2 separate regions of the Homo sapiens genome follow, and region 1 is linked to region 2. Evidence: read pairs that join two places in POLR2A ChIA-PET (ENCODE). Cell type or tissue: GM12878. All regions are shown on one strand.

The links. Peaks named below come from ENCODE experiments on the same cell type or tissue, not always from the same donor. Only the 100,000 strongest peaks of a DNase experiment are listed, where the experiment ranks them.
Region 1: POLR2A ChIA-PET joins it to region 2 with 15 read pairs; 2 of 35 experiments call an interaction of 5 or more read pairs at or near these places.

Annotation. Positions count from the first base shown.
Region 1 is chr7:156,921,885-156,924,384 of GRCh38, forward strand. LOC102723795 (a long non-coding RNA gene) reads left to right here. Exons shown (of 4, transcript XR_928253.3): 4 at 1-97. Among named protein-coding and RNA genes, the nearest start is that of NOM1, 27 kb to the right of the region's middle. In GM12878, no CTCF peak of the experiment used is centred here; a DNase peak (open chromatin) is centred at 1,477.
Region 2 is chr7:157,351,521-157,354,020 of GRCh38, forward strand. All of the region lies in intron 1 of DNAJB6 (DnaJ heat shock protein family (Hsp40) member B6), which reads left to right. Among named protein-coding and RNA genes, the nearest start is that of DNAJB6, 16 kb to the left of the region's middle. In GM12878, no CTCF peak of the experiment used is centred here; no DNase peak of the experiment used is centred here; H3K4me3 peaks cover 649 bases; H3K27ac peaks cover 877 bases.

The DNA.
Region 1 (2,500 bases), 430 kb before region 2:
GCAAGCTAATACTACATTTTGGAAAAGCACGCATATTGAAATTTGCGTCATTTGTGCTATTATTTGTGCTATTATAAAGACCTGACGCCTGGTGGAACCGTGCTTACAATGTGTGGGTACTTAAACGCGTGTTCTGAAAAACTCCTCTGCTGCTTCTTCCTCTGATTTCACATTCGGTAAACCTGCAAGTGCACACATTTCATCCCCTTGCAAGACTGTTGTCAGTGCTCAGTAAGTCTACATTTTACATAGGATGAGGTGATTACAAAGATGGCACCATGGATAAACGACACTACCTGTGTTAGCAGTTGTGACTTTTCCTTCTTTTTTTTTTCTTTTTCTTTTCTTTTCTTTTTCTTTCTTTTTTTTTCTTTCTTTTTTTTTTTGAGATGGAGTCTCACTCTGTTGTCCAGACTGAAGTACAATGGCATGATCTCAGCTCACTGCAACCTCTCCCTCCTGGGTTCAAGCAATTCTCCTGCCTCAGCTTCCTGAGTAGCTGGAATTGCAGGTGCCTGCCACCATGCCTGGCTAATTTTCTATATTTAGTAGAGACAGGATTGCGCCATGTTGGCCAGGCTGGTCTTGAACTCCTGACCTCAGGTGATCCGCCTGCCTTGGCCTCCTGAAGTGCTGGGATTACAGGCATGAGCCACCGTGCCCGGCCATGACTTTTCAGATGTTATCTAATAAGCCACTATTCTAAGGGGCAGGCACACATCCACATTCGAGTGCCGCCTCTGTTGTCTGCTCTTTAACCATGTGCTGCCATCTAAAGAATGAATGGATTCTGCTAAATTGGCACCAAGAAGTGAAGATACTGCAGAAAGTGGGAGACTAGAAAAACAGGCCAGGGTCACTAACCAGAAATGGAGACCAGAGCAGCAGCCCTCCAAATGGCAGTGTGCTTAATCAACGCATAAATGCTCTAGATGAACATTCCATGACAAAGTAACATTTAACAGCAGGAGAAAGGAGATAGAAGAAAGGGTTAACAGGCCAGGCGTGGTGGCTCACACCTGTAATCCCAGCACTTTGGGAGGCCGGGGCAGGTGGATCACCTGAGGTCAGGAGTTCGAGACCAGCCTGGCCAACATGGTGAAACCCCGTCTTTACTAAAAATACAAAAATTAGCCAGGCATAGTGGTGGGTGCCTGTAATCCCAGCTACTCGGGAGGCTGAGGCAGAGAATCACTTGAACCCGGGAGGCAGAGGTTGCTGTGAGCCAAGATCACACCACTGCATTTCAGCCTGGGCAACAGAACGAGACTCCATCTCAAAAAAAAAAAAAAAAAAAAAAATGTGGAGGTTCACAAACCAGCCCAGAAACAGTAATGAAGACAGAAAGAATCTCCTGGTCTGGTCTGCGTCAGGCAGCTGTGGTCTTGCACGGAAGTCTTTAATGTGGCAGAGCCTGGTCTGGTCTGCGTCAGGCAGCTGTGGTCTTGCACGGAAGTCTTTAATGTGGCAGAGCCTTTGGGGCCGACGCCAGGTGATCATGAGTGACAGCAAGACCGGGTCTGTCGAGATGGCTGTGTCTAGCTGGTTACGTCACGCTCGTTCATGGCCACGGAGCCCACTGGCAAGGATGCTAGTGGAAGAGTGTGCTTGGTTACATCCTTATCTGGTTGGATGCAGACTTTATCGATCAGGCACAATATCTGGTCCCTGTTGGCAAAGTGCCTTTTGAAATGTAAGATGGAGTCTTTTTCTAAGATGGAGTCACTTATGTCAAGGCGCTCTACACATGGGGACAATTTCAATGGAGAAGATTGAGAAACAAAAATAGGGCCGGGCACGGTGGCTCACACCTGTAATCCCAGCACTTTGGGAGGCCAAGGCGGGTGGATCACCCAAGGTCAGGAGTTCAAGACCAGCCTGACCAACATGGTGAAACCCCGTCTCTACTAAAAATACAAAAATTAGCTGGGCGTTGTGGCAGGCACCTATAATCCCAGCTACTTGGGAGTCTGAGGCAGGAGAATTGCTTGAACCCAGGAGGTAGAGGTTGCAGTGAGCTGAGATCGTGCCACTGCACTCCAGGCTGGGTGACAGAGCGAGACTCCGACTCAAAAAAAAAAAAAAAAAAAAGCCCCCAGCTGACTGAACAGACCTTGTGTTGGCGAAGGGGAGAAGACTTGGACGCCATGACGGGTTGGGAATTGGTCCCTCTCCCTCACTTCCCGGCCTTAGGCTCTCTTCACTAAGGGCTGAAAGAAACGGATCCTTTCAAAAGGCTCCTCCCCAACTTCGTGGGTTGATTACTGATCTGCCCAGGTACAGAACAAAGACAAGATGAGATCAATTGTTCCTTCACCCCTCCCTGGGCCCTTCCTTTTCTTCAAATGTTTGCCTTATGTTGCGTGAAATGTAGATTTACTTGGCACTAACTACAGTCTCCCAAGTATATAATCATTTGTCTCATTGCCACCCCCCACCTTTTAAGGAAACTATAGAAATACTCCTGAGAACCTCTTTGGAAGAAACAGCCACAGATGTG
Region 2 (2,500 bases):
TCCTCAGGAGGCTGAGGCAGGAGAATGGTGTGAACCCTAGAGGTGGAGTTTGCAGTGAGCTGAGATTGTGCCACTGCACTCCAGCCTGGGTGACATAGTGAGACTCTGTCTCAAAACAACAACAACAACAACAACAACAACAAAAAAAACCACAAAACTTGTTTGGCTGGATATGGTGTATGCCCATAATCCCAGCACTTTGGTAGGCCAAGGTGGACAGATCACCTGAGGTCAGGAGTTTGAAACCAGCCTGGCCAACATGGTGAAACCCTGTGTCTACTTTAAAAAAAACCCAAAAAACAAAACAAAAAAAACCACAAAAAATTAGTCGGTGTGGTGGCACATGCCTGTAGTCCCAGCTAGCTGGGAGGCTGAGGCAGGAGAATTGCTTGAACCCGGGAGGTGGGGAGGTTTCAGTGAGTCGAGATTGTGCTGCTGCATTCCAGCCTGGGCGTCAGAGAGCGAGACACTATCTCAAAAACAAACAAACAAACAAACAAAAAAACAAAACTTCTCAATTTAAAATATTTACTCCAATTTGTGGCTCACGCCTGTATTCCCAGCACTTTAGGAGGCTGAGGTGAGCGGATAACGAGGTCAGGAGATCGAGACCATCCTGGCCAACATGGTGAAACCCGTCCCTACTAAAAATAGAAAAATTAGCTAGGCGTGGTGGTGGGCACCTGTAATCCCAGCTACTCCAGAGGCTGAGACAGGAAAGTCGCTTGAACCAGGGAGTTGGAGGTTGCAGTGAGCCAAAATTGTGCTACTCTACTCTGGCGACAGAGCAAGACTCTGTCTCAAAATATATACATATATATGTATATATATATAATTTTCTTTTTTACTCCAAGTAAGCTAGGAGTATCTTCAGTATTGCTGAAGGCTTTATTTAATCATGCAGTGTGTATTTGATGGTGGATTACTCTCTGAATATTTATTCAGTTGAATGTGGAATGAGGTGGTATGAAGATGGGGGTGGGGGTGATTTGGAGGTCCTTTGACTATTCCTGCTGGCTCCCTGGTGAGGGTGTGGCATCTCTGCAGATGAGTTCTCCTGACTGTGCTCAGGCGGCTGTCTGTGTGCCCATCGCTCCTGCCTGCTTTTCTCTTTCCTTCCCACTTCCTCATTGTGTGAGACCATCCACTCCGTGTATTACTGGTTCCTTTCTACTTCATCACAAGCAGGTAGCACTTAGGATATTCTAGATGGAGCTCAGGGCTTTCTTCCCTTGGAGAGCATCATCTGTAAACAACCATGGAAGTGGATGTCACCCACTTCACAGGGTGGGGAAGCAACCACAGTGAGTAGGTAGTTTTCCAAGGAACCACGGCTTGTTTACGATAAACACCCAGTTCCACTTCCAAGTTCCTACGCTGTGAACATTACTGCTTCCCTGTACAGGGAAGGCAGGGTGGTAAATCCTTGATTCTTAGTGCTTGCTGGCTTTTTAGAGTGACATGAACTCAAGAATTTTAAATGTAGGTTTTAAATTCAATTCAGTCAATTCACTTTGAAGCCCACATTCTCGTTAAGGTCAGGAATTGCCCTATCAAATTTTTTTTTTTTTAATTTTTAAAATTTTTCGTAGAGACAGGGTTTCGCCGTGTTGCCAAGGCTGGTCTTGAACTGCTGGGCTCATGCAGTTTGTCCGCCTCGGGCTCCTAAAGTGTTGAGATTACAGGTGTGAGCTGCCGCACCCGGTCCAGTTTGGTTTCTGTGTCCTTTTGATGTACACTTCGTCTTTTTGAAGTTTTTAAACTTTATTTTGAGGTAGTTTTAGATTTACAGAAAAGTTGTAAAGATAGTACAGGGATTTTCCTGTATACCATTCACCCAACTTCCCTTAATCTTTCTGTAACTGTGGTAACTGTGGTGAATTTCTCAAAAGTAAGCAGTTGACACCGCTACAGTATTGTTAAATGTGGACTTTATTCATATTCCACCTGTTTTTCTGCTAATGTCCTTTTCCTGTTCTAGAAACCATCCGAGGAACCCAGATTGTATTTAGTTGTCATTTACTCTTAGTTACAGGTTGTCTGTCCCGTTGTTTTTCTTGACCGGGGTGTGTGTGTGTGTGTGTGTGTGTGTGTGTGTGTGTATGTATTTTTTTTTGTTTGTTTGTGATAAGTTGGGCCTGGTTAGTGCTTGGATGGGAGATAGGGTCTCGTTCTGTTGCCTGTGCTGGAATGCCGCGGTGCAGTCCTGACTCACTGTAGCCTTGACAACCTTCCTGGCTCAAGTGATCCTCCCACCTCAGCCTCCTGAGTAGCTGGGATGACAGACACATGCCACCATGCACAGCTACTTAAATTTTTTTTTTGTTGCACAGAGTTCTCACTGTGTTTCCCAGGCTGATCTTGAACTCCTGGGCTCAAGCAGTCCTCCTGCCTTGGCCTCCCAAAGTGCTGGAATTATAGGAGTGAGCCACTGCGCCTGGCCTGAGTCTGTGATTTTGGATAGCTTTTTAAATTTTCTTGCTTGATCTAGCATTAGCCA